2 separate regions of the Homo sapiens genome follow, and region 1 is linked to region 2. Evidence: read pairs that join two places in POLR2A ChIA-PET (ENCODE). Cell type or tissue: IMR-90. All regions are shown on one strand. Links, peaks and the distances in the headings refer to the core of each region. The heading gives the core; the rest is flanking DNA. Region 1 overlaps TNFAIP6 (TNF alpha induced protein 6). Region 2 has its middle 27 kb from the start of LINC02612.

Evidence for each region. ChIA-PET counts read pairs that join two places held together with the same protein. Peaks named below come from ENCODE experiments on the same cell type or tissue, not always from the same donor. Only the 100,000 strongest peaks of a DNase experiment are listed, where the experiment ranks them.
Region 1: POLR2A ChIA-PET joins it to region 2 with 8 read pairs; 2 of 35 experiments call an interaction of 5 or more read pairs at or near these places.

What each region holds. Positions count from the first base shown.
Region 1 is chr2:151,361,715-151,367,102 of GRCh38, forward strand. It overlaps TNFAIP6 (TNF alpha induced protein 6), which reads left to right. Exons shown (of 6, transcript NM_007115.4): 2 at 2,229-2,366; 3 at 4,342-4,503. All of the region lies in intron 2 of LOC101929319 (a long non-coding RNA gene), which reads right to left. Among named protein-coding and RNA genes, the nearest start is that of MIR4773-1, 3.9 kb to the right of the region's middle. In IMR-90, for the core only: no CTCF peak of the experiment used is centred there; no DNase peak of the experiment used is centred there.
Region 2 is chr2:150,598,847-150,604,234 of GRCh38, forward strand. No RefSeq gene overlaps it. Among named protein-coding and RNA genes, the nearest start is that of LINC02612, 27 kb to the right of the region's middle. In IMR-90, for the core only: no CTCF peak of the experiment used is centred there; a DNase peak (open chromatin) is centred at 2,845; H3K27ac peaks cover 1,858 bases.

The DNA.
Region 1 (5,388 bases), core at 181-5,180, 760 kb after region 2:
CCGTGGTATGATGTTCAAAGTAACTAAATTGAAAACTAGCAAAAGTTTAATGAGGCTTTGCCGTATGAAGGACACTGGGCAGCAGGCATCTTTCAATAGAGAAACAACTTGACTGATGTTCCTGGTATTCTCTGACCTCGAGCATCAGATTGACTAAGGTCCTCTGTGTGTGAGTAATGGGATTTACTATGTAATGTATAAGAGCAGGATCCTTGGAGTTCAGAAAAACAAGCACCCTCTCTTATTGAGCTGTGGCAATGTCAACTTCAGTTTGGGGTGGAAAACAAAGAACTATATTTCTAATTCTCCTGGATTCATTTCTTGGTGCCAAGAAATATGTATGTCCTCACTGCAAATGGTCCTAAGGGTGGCTGATTGCACAGGTCAGAATACAGAGACTTAACCATAATGTCAGACTACATAGAACTATTAGAGCTAACTACAGAGCTAATGTTATGACTATTGTCCTGGGAATCTTTTCACATTGTTTCTATGGTAGAAGGGACTCCAAACTCAAAACAATCCATTTAAACAGTGATCTATTGGAAGACAACTCATGTATGACTTAACACTGCCTAAAATATGTTGGGAAAAATATGTGAACTAAAAAAGACAAATCAGATAAAAAATTGAGGCATTAACTGGTAGTTAGGTGTGTCCAGTTTTTTCTCTGCTGTGTTTGAATCTATTTTTCTTTTCCCTAATTTAGTATTTGCTTTGGATCCCTTCAGATCTTTCCTCAGTTTTTATTTGTCTTACTAAATTCTTTTTTTTTTTTTTTTTTTTTTTTTTTTTTGAGACAGAGTCTCACTGTCGCCCAGGCTGGAGTGCAGTGGCGCAATCTCGGCTCACTGCAAGCTCCGCCTCCCGGGTTCATGTCATTCTCCTGCCTCAGCCTCCCGAGTAGCTGGGACTACAGGTGCCTGCCACCACGCCTGGCTAATTTTTTGTATTTTTAATAGAGACAGGGTTTCACCGTGTTAGCCAGGATGGTCTAGATCTCCTGACCTCGTGATCCGCCCGCCTCGGCCTCCCGAAGTGTTGGGATTATAGGCGTGAGCCACCACGCCCGGCCTAAATTCTTAATTATATTGCATTAGTCATTGCCCTCAATTGGATATTTTAGCTTATTTTTCTACGTCATTGTGAGCCTACATAATGGATCCATCTTCACTAGTTTCTTTTGCCTTCACCTCCTTTTCTTTCCCCTATTGCTTACCTTTGCACGTTTTTATATAGCTTAAATCCAACAGAAAGCCAAAACTTTATCACCTGTGGATAGTGTTGCAATACAATGTTGTATTAAAAACTTTATTTTAGGCCGGACACGGAGTCTCACGTCTGTAATCCTAACACTTTGGGAGGCCGAGGCAGGTGGATCACTTGAGGTCAGGAGTTCAAGACTAGCCTAGCCAACATGATGAAACCTCGTCTCTACTAAAAATACAAAAATTAGCTGATTGTGGTGGCACATGCCTGTAATCCCAGCTACTCGGAAGGCTGAGGCAGGAGAATCGCTTGAACCCAGGAGGCGGAGATTGCAGTGAGCCCAGATTGCACCAGCCTGGGCGACAGAGTGAGACTCCGTCTCACAAAATAAAAATACAAAATTAAAAAAAATGAAAACTTTATTTCAGGCTATCGATCAAAAACACAATTTAGGCCAGGCCCAGTGGCTCATGGCTGTAATCCCAGCACTTTGGGAGGCCGAGGCGGGTGGATCACGAGGTCAGGAGATCAAGACCATCCTGGCTAACACGGTGAAACCCTGTCGCTACTTTAAAAAAAAAAAAAAAAATTAGCCAGGCGTGATGGCGGGCACCTGTAGTCCCAGCTATTCGGGAGGCTGAGGCAGGAGAATGGTGTGAACCCGGGAGGCGGAGCTTGCAGTGAGCTGAGATCGCGCCACTGCACTCCAGCCTGGGAGACAGAGAGACTCCGTCTCAAAAAAACAAAACAAAACAAAAACCAACCAACCAAACAAACAAAAAAACATAATTTAGCCTAAAGTTTCTGTTTATGGCCCCAAATTCCCCTAAAATTCCCCCTCATTCAGATTTTTCCCCAAAGTTTCCTAACAGTGAAAACTTAGCTACCCAAGGCAGCCAACCCAGAAAGCCCTTTGGCAGGAACAATAGCTGTTGTAATCTTCCAGCTGAGGCCACAGAATTTCCCCTGTTCCGTAAGAAGGAACAACAGTGCTTTTATGACATCATCTGATTTTGCAGAACGAGCAGCCGGTGTGTACCACAGAGAAGCACGGTCTGGCAAATACAAGCTCACCTACGCAGAAGCTAAGGCGGTGTGTGAATTTGAAGGCGGCCATCTCGCAACTTACAAGCAGCTAGAGGCAGCCAGAAAAATTGGTAACTGATTTCACAATGATTTTTCTTCTTTTTTATCCTTGGAGGAAAAAAATCCATCTTTCCTAAGCCCTAGTAAGACTTCTTTCTCCAACCCCCTTCTGATATATCACTAAGCCCCTAGGACATTTCTGCTCTCTGACTTCTCCTATCCATCTGCCTAGAGTTGGCAGACAGTTCCTAGTACCACCAACTTATGTGGAGTCTTAACCCAGTGTGACCTAATAAAATACAAGTCAAAAGAAAATGAAAACCTCATTATTTCAATATTATTTAAATTTCTCATTAATTTCAATGCCATTGCTATTCTTTTTAGTATTGTTCTATCTCTTTGACTTCTCAGTATGGTGGCTGTTAAATGATGCTATAGTACTATATTGAGTCTTACAAGGAAATTTACTTGGTAGAGAAATATTGAATTTAGTGGCTTTTTTCCCCAATTTTTTTCCATTAAGTGGGAGAATGTATTTGTACTTCAGGATCAAAAGCTATAAGGAAAAGGAGGACAGGAAGGTCGTGAGATAGAAGCAGAAAGAAACTGGGAAGATGGTATCAGAAGACCTGGTGAAAATCCCAGCAATCAACTGGTGTTACATGCTTCTTTATACAAAAGTGGATTGCTACCATCTCTCTTGGCCTTTGGGGAGAATGGGCCACCCCCATTCAGAACTCCTTTGCTGACTGGATAACATCCGGCAAAGTTGATACATTACTCAAGAAAAAAAATAAGAGTGTTTTCTCAAATGCCCCAAAGCCTCCCCAGATGACTGCTGGTCTGTAATCAGGGGGCGGCATGGGGCATAGTAACTGGAGTGGAAGAGACAAAGCCCATAGTCTTTACTGGCCATCCTGGACCTCTAGTAAAATTGCTCTTGGTGGCATTGACAGATACTAAAACAGCCTCTGAGGCTGAGCAAAGGAAACAGGGCTGAGCCTTTGTTTGAAATGTATGAGAGAATTTATCTTTATTCAAATCTTCTAAAACATTATGAATATCTGATAGGGTGCAGTGGTTCACACCTGTAATCCCAGCACTTTGGACTGCTTGAGCTCAGGAGTTCAAGACCAGCCTAGGCAACATAGCGAAACCTCATCTCTACAAAAAAAATTAAAAAATTAGCCAGGTGTGGTGATGCACACCTGTGGTCACAGCTACTCTAAAGACTGAGGTGAGAGGATTGCTTGAACCCAGGAGGTGGAGGCTGCAGTGAGCTGTGTTCATGCCACTGCACTCTAGCCTGGATGACAGAGCAAGACCATGTCTCTAAATAAATAAATAGGCCAGGCGTGGTGGTTCATGCCTGTAATCCTAGCACTTCGGAAGGGTGAGGTGGGCAGATCACTTGAGGTCAGGGGTTTGAGACCAGTCTGGCCAACATGGAGAAACCCCATCTCTACTAAAAATACAAAAATTAGCTGGGCATGGTGGTGCATGCCTGTAAGCCCAGCTATTCAGGAGGCTGAGGCAGGAGAATTGCTTGAACCCAGGAGGCGGAGGTTGGAGTGAGCCAAGATTGCACCACCCCACTCCAGCCTGGGTGACAGAGTGACACTCTGTCTCAAAAAATAGATAAATAAGATATTACAAATATCTTAATTGATCCTAAAATAGAAATTAAATTACCACTTGAAAATATTTTTTCAAAATTGATAATTTCAGAAATTGTCTCATGGCATTCCATACGTCATTTGTGAAAAGAAGCCAGCTCTGAACTTGGATTAGTTTCATACCCACAATAATTTGTAGTCCATTTGCATTTTTTTCAAGTAAGAGGTAGTTTTCCAATAAAAATCAGAAGTTATATTTCATGTGTATTCACACTTTGTCTAATTAAGGAAGCAATTTTCTCCCTTTTACATGAACTGGATTTGACCAGTTAAGAAACTTACTATTGGAAGTGGCTATCTTTGCTAAGATGACTTTTGCTTAGCCAAGACAGTTTACCTGTTTAGTCCATAACTCTTTTTCTTCTTGCAGGATTTCATGTCTGTGCTGCTGGATGGATGGCTAAGGGCAGAGTTGGATACCCCATTGTGAAGCCAGGGCCCAACTGTGGATTTGGAAAAACTGGCATTATTGATTATGGAATCCGTCTCAATAGGAGTGAAAGATGGGATGCCTATTGCTACAACCCACACGGTGTGTTAAAAATAATAATTTTATGTTTTGCAAAAACAGTTCCATGCTGCTAAGAGGTTGTTAAAAAAGAAATGGCTACTTTTTCCAGAAATAATTGATTTTGGTAATAATAACTACTACTAATAACTACAATTCATAAAGTGCTTATACTATACCCGACATTGAGTTGTGTTCCTTCGTCTACACTCTAACTTAATATTCACAATAATTCTTCAAGGAGCTATTGTTATACCTATTTTAGAAATCAGGAAATTGAAACTTAGAGAATTAAGTAACCCCAAATCAGGAGTCAATAATGATTAGGCAGATGGGACTGAGAATTCAGATCTTCTCTGTGCCAGGGAACTTCCCAGCCATAAAGAAAAAGAAAATAAAAAAGCAGATTAAAAACTTGTCACAGTAAATTAGCTAAAACAATAAAGTGATGCTACCAAATGGTAACTATTCAAAATTGTCCTTTTGATACAACGGGGAAAAGGAGACAAAGTAAACAAATAAATTCTTTCCTTAATTTCTTTTTGTGTATATATGCTAGTACTTCCAAACTAAGCAACTCTAATTCTATGGTTTAACAATTATATACTGTATATACTAGCTATCATTATACCATATATTTTTATTCATATTTTTTCCATGTTTGCTTGCAACTAGGAAATAATGAGAAAATTAACTCATAATTACTATAAAGAATTATTCTTAGGTCACGTTCTTGGAGAAAAAGTAGGCTGTTCTTTTTGGGTATATTTCCACCAGGACAATGTTACAAAATATTACAGTATGTTACAAAGTCTTCCTGGCATTTAGGATCATAAACATCCTCAGATGTGTCCCATTTGGATTTACCCTATAAGAAATTCCATAACACAGTAGGAGAGTTACATAGTG
Region 2 (5,388 bases), core at 265-5,264:
TTACCCTTCTTGGATGAGCCATGCATTTTTTGTCAGAGCCTGGTCTGATAATCAGGCTGAGTGTATTTCCATTTGTTAGGATATTTTTCTATGTGATAAATAACTTTTATGTACCATGATTTGTTCTCTAAAGGATTTGTTGTATTTTAAAATAATCCACAAAATGTACAAAATAAAATAAAATGAATATTGGTAAGAAAAGGAATGAATAAATGAATATTGGTAAAAAAAAAAAAAAAAAGAGACAAAGGGAAAAATAAGAGCAAGGACTTAACTAAAATTGGGAATTATATTAGCATGTGAAGTGGAAGCCATTTTGTCTCCAAACTTGCTAACAGACAAAGGCAAAGAGAAAAAATATTAAAAAAAGAAGTTCAGGCCGGGCACGGTGGTTCACGCCTGTAATCCCAGCACTTTGGGAGGCCAAGGCGGGTAGATCACGAGGTCAAGAGTTCGAGACCATCCTGGCTAACATGGTGAAACCCCATCTCTACTAAAAATACAAAAATTAGCTGGGCGTGGCCTGTAGTCCCAGCTACTCAAGAGACTGAGGCAGGAGAATCACTTGAACCCGGAAGGCGGAGGAGGTTGCAGTGAGCGGAGACTGCACCACTGCACTCCAGTCTGGCGACAGATGGAGACTCCATCTCAAAAAAAAAAAAAAAAAAAAAAAAAGTTCATAGGAGAAATACAACATTACAACATTCTTCACATCAAGAACAGAGAAAACTCCTTTAAGGCAAAGAGGAAACAATAATGCAATAAATGGCATCTTTAACTATATTCTGAATGTCCCACTCAATCAGATGAAAATATTTTCCCCAAAGCAACAAAATATTACTATCTGACTTATATAATGTTTGCTAAGAGGAATCTTTACTAGCTTAAAAACAAAGTCATATTTTCATTTTCTGGGGTGATAGGAGCTAACTTTTAATGGGTTTTAACTTTCAATGAGTTATAATGAGTGAGTTTAGAGTCTCATGCTTTGTGTCTGTTTTTGTTTAAAAATATGTTTAAATAATTTCAGAATTTGTTGGCAGCCATCAAAATGATCAGGCACTAAGAAGAACAAAGCTAGATTAAAGATAGATTGCAGTATATGTGTTTATTTAATCAACCTAGCATTAAAATGATTATAAATGAGCAGAATTTTTTGGTGTTGGATTGGCATATATAGATTATAAATTAAGAAACCCTAAAAAACATTTTTCCCCTAATAAATTGTAATTATCACCACAGCCTATTGGTGGCACTAATGTGGAGAGATGTTAACACCACTAGAATATCATCATATTAATAATAGAATCATATAGTGCTTTACAATTTGAAGAGGATTATGGCACACACACTGTTTTAACCCTACCACAGTTTGGTGAGACAGTCACTGCTGTCCTCATTTTTATAAATTAGGAGAAAGAGTGCAAAAAGGTGAGGTGACTTGCCCAAGGTCTTACAGGTGGTGTATGTCAGAGCTCAGAGTAGAACCCCAGAGGTCTTTCAACGGGAATCTAGTGTGTTTATTGTATCATAGTCTATGGCTCAATGCTTAGGGAAACTGAGGGGAGAGGGAGGGAGGAGGAATCCTCACGTGGAAAAGCAATATTATATCTATAAGTAGAAAGAAAAGACTTGAGTGTATAAACTCCAGTGATTGAAGTTTAGAAAGGACTTTAGAAACCATTCAGTTCAGCCCCATGTTTTGTAGCTGTACAAACCTGAAATGGCTAAGATCCCCCAAATGGCTTCATTTTCATTCCCTCTGATTTGTAATACTTTTCTCAAAGGAGTGCGAAGCCAAGTGAAAGAATCTTTCAGTTAAATATATGTAAAGCTTTGAATAATGAACCTGGCAACTTGGAGTATAATTTTTCAAAAGGCATCTTTTGAATTAAAAGCAATCAGAATTCATTTTTGGACAAGTCTTAAACTCAAGTGACAATATAATTCTACAGCCACTATTCCCAAGCTGCACTTAGGTGTCCCAGGGTGGTGCAGGGAACTCACAGGGGCTACAAGGTATTTTAAACTTTGGAGGGAAACATGGTATTAACTGACATCTGCCAATAGCATGAGACCTGCTAGCTCAAGGTAGTTTAAACATTTAAACATAGTTTAAACATTATTAGGTCATGCTACATTTCTTTCCATGACAGCTTCTTATTGTAAAGCTGAGTTTTTGGCAACTGACATAATAAAAACAAATATGGCACCACAATCAGTGTGAATTAGGAAATGAGGATAACCATACCTAGTCTGATTTCCAGGATTTGAAAAGCTGTGCAGTGCCCAATAGGTGCACACAGCATGTTAGTAACTGATTGTGGCTATGTACCAGTGAACTAAAATATATTTTATTTTAATGGATGTGTATTATTTTTAAATGGCTATTAAGTTGTTAGGACATAAAACTAAGTTGTTTTGACTTAGCTACTTAATAAATGAAACTCAAATATCTCTTGGCTTTGGGGCAATGTGAAAAAAAATTACTGTAATACTAAAGGTACCAGGAACCAAAGAAAGTTTGGGCATCTTTGTCCTAATGGTTAAGAATGTGGACTCCAGGGTTAGAATGCCAGCTTCACCACTAACCAGCTGTGCTACTTTGAGCCAACCTCTCTCTGTCTCCGTTTCTTCATCTATAATATGGAGCTTATAATGGGACATACCACAATAGTTATTGCGTGGATTAGTAAGTCAGCGTATGGAAGCTAGGTAGAATAAAGCCAGTCACAGAGCAAGTGTTTTTTCTGTTAGTATTAGCCATTATGCTTATATGACCAGCTCTCACTACAGTCCTTCCGATTGCAGTTATGTGCCTGCTCAGTCAAATAAAGAACATCCAAGCTTGGGAAGGCTGTGCATGTGGAGCCTGTGACCTAGAGAACTTTCTTCCTTCATTCCTTTTTTTGTTTGTTTTATATGGAAGGAAGCATACCAGAAATTTTTTGGAGAAATTTCAGCTGGCGTTCAGTGCTTTCTCAGTCAGAATTCCAGAGAAGGTAAGGCGTTTTAATGTTCTACCCACAGCTTCAGAAATTTTCATGTGTACCCTTTGCTTGGTAAACAGAATTGAAATAACTTTAGTCCCTGGCAAGGTGAGTGTCTGTACTGATCATCCCTTTGAGGAAATGACCTTTGAAACAATTACTATACCTATTCCCACATCAAAAATTAGCTTTCACTTTCTTCTCTGTGGATCTTTATAGCTGTTCACAGCTATATTTCGGAAATGTCACATCTCTTGAGCTGTGTTTTGTCTCACTTCCCAGGTAATTATTAGTTTCTAAAGAAAAGGTGTATTTTATTTCTTTTTAAAGTTTTCTCTTTTTTTCTAACAATTACTGTGTATCTATTTTATGCCCTGAAAGTAGCATAATAGCTTCTAGAGAACAAAAGATTCTGTTTCAGATATTAAATAAGCAAAGATTTAACAATATGCAAATTAATTATGGCAGATTCATACTATTATAAGTTATAGTTTTAGAGATTATTCAATGACATTCTTTTTTTTTTTTTTTTTTTTTGAGAGGGAGTCTCACTCTGTCACCCAGGCTGGAGTCCGGGGGGTGATATCGGCTCACTGCAAGCTCCGCCTCCCGGGTTCACACCATTCTCCTGCCTCAGCCTCCCTAGTAGCTGGGACTGCAGGCGCCTGCCACCATGCCCAGCTAATTTTTTTTGTATTTTTAATAGAGTTGGGGTTTCACCATGTTAGCCAGGATGGTCTCGATCTCCTGACCTTGTGATCCGCCCGCCTCAGCCTCCCAAAGTGTTGGGATTACAGGCGTGAGCCACCACACCCAATTCAATGACATTCTTAAACACAATATACTAATAAGCAAAAAGAATACAAAATTGTATTATCAATATGGCCCTAGTTTTATAAAAATGGAAATTAGATATATTTAGATATATGTACGTACATCCATTTTAGAAGTCTGAAAAAATACAGCAAATATGATTAGATATATGCAAAAACTTCATTTCACTTACATTTTGGTTTAAACAGTTATTTCAACTGAAAGAGATAGAATATACAACTAACGTTAAATAACAAAGATATTTCATCATCACAGATGTCTAGAGAAGGCTTACAAGCATTCCAAGGAACTAATATAAATATGTCATTTTATTAAAATTATTTCTAGTGATGGCCAGCGTAAGTATATGTGAATACGTGATCCCTTAAGAAGTTCATTTGTAAGTCCACACGCTCAGGTTTGCCTAAAATATAAGCTATAGCAAGGTGCCTGCTCTGTAAACTTCTCAGGGACATGTGTGGTAGAATGTAACAAATAAATCAGTTTATAAACTAGATATTTGCATACTTATTCTCATATAAAATCATAACTAAAGTTAATCCTCTTGTTCTATTTGAGCACTGAAGCATAAAAACAATGAAATTAATGGTACATGAATGATAAGGCATCATGAATGAGGTCATTGACAAATTGTCCCAATAGATGTTAGTTTTAATAAGCTTGGAGATTTTAATAAATATTTATTTGGCCAATTGGAGATTGTGTATGATAACATTAAACTGGTCATATTAATTATATGCTTTAATTATTTCTAGACTCTCATAGCTTTTGTTGTTACCTGGAATACCAGAAAATTTCAAGATAATAATTAAATGTGAGGTTTAATATCATCTCCAGAGCAGGGACCTTGTGCAGCATGTGCTTGCAAATGATAATAACACTGAATAATACAAATAATAAATGATGTTAAAGTTAGTTAAAATCAAATTTTTTTTCAAAATTTCTCAATATAGCACATAATAAAATAAGCCTAGTCTTAATTAGCCATCACTCTGATTTTAAAAAAAGGAGAAAAGGGATTAGAAATATAAAGGATAAGAAAATGTAATGAGAAAGCTAATAAGTATTTGGCCAAATAAGAACAGAACTGAGTAATATCTCATGTAACCATACAATTATAGGTGGGTTATAAGGAAATATCCAAAGTGTGGCCTAGTGTACTCGGAAAAAATAGTATCACCCCCACGTTCTATTATGAACAATTTCAAACCTAAAGAAAATTTGCAAAACTTGTACAATGAGCACCTGCATGCCCACCACCTACATTCTAGCAAGTATTATTATTTTATACCTGAAAGAAGCATTAGAAAACAGAGAAAAGAGAAGAAATCATTCAGGGTGGCAGTTTAAAAAAGTATAATGAACAACTATCCTTATATCAAAAATAAATAGTAAGAAATAAAATTAAATATAAGATCCCATTCACAATAACAGCAAAATATTAAAATATCAAGAAATCAACAAGAAATGTGAAGGATATATATAAAGGGAAATACTTATATTTTTCTGAGTCACATTTAGATAGTAAATAGAAAAGCATACAATCTTGATTTTAAAAAAATCA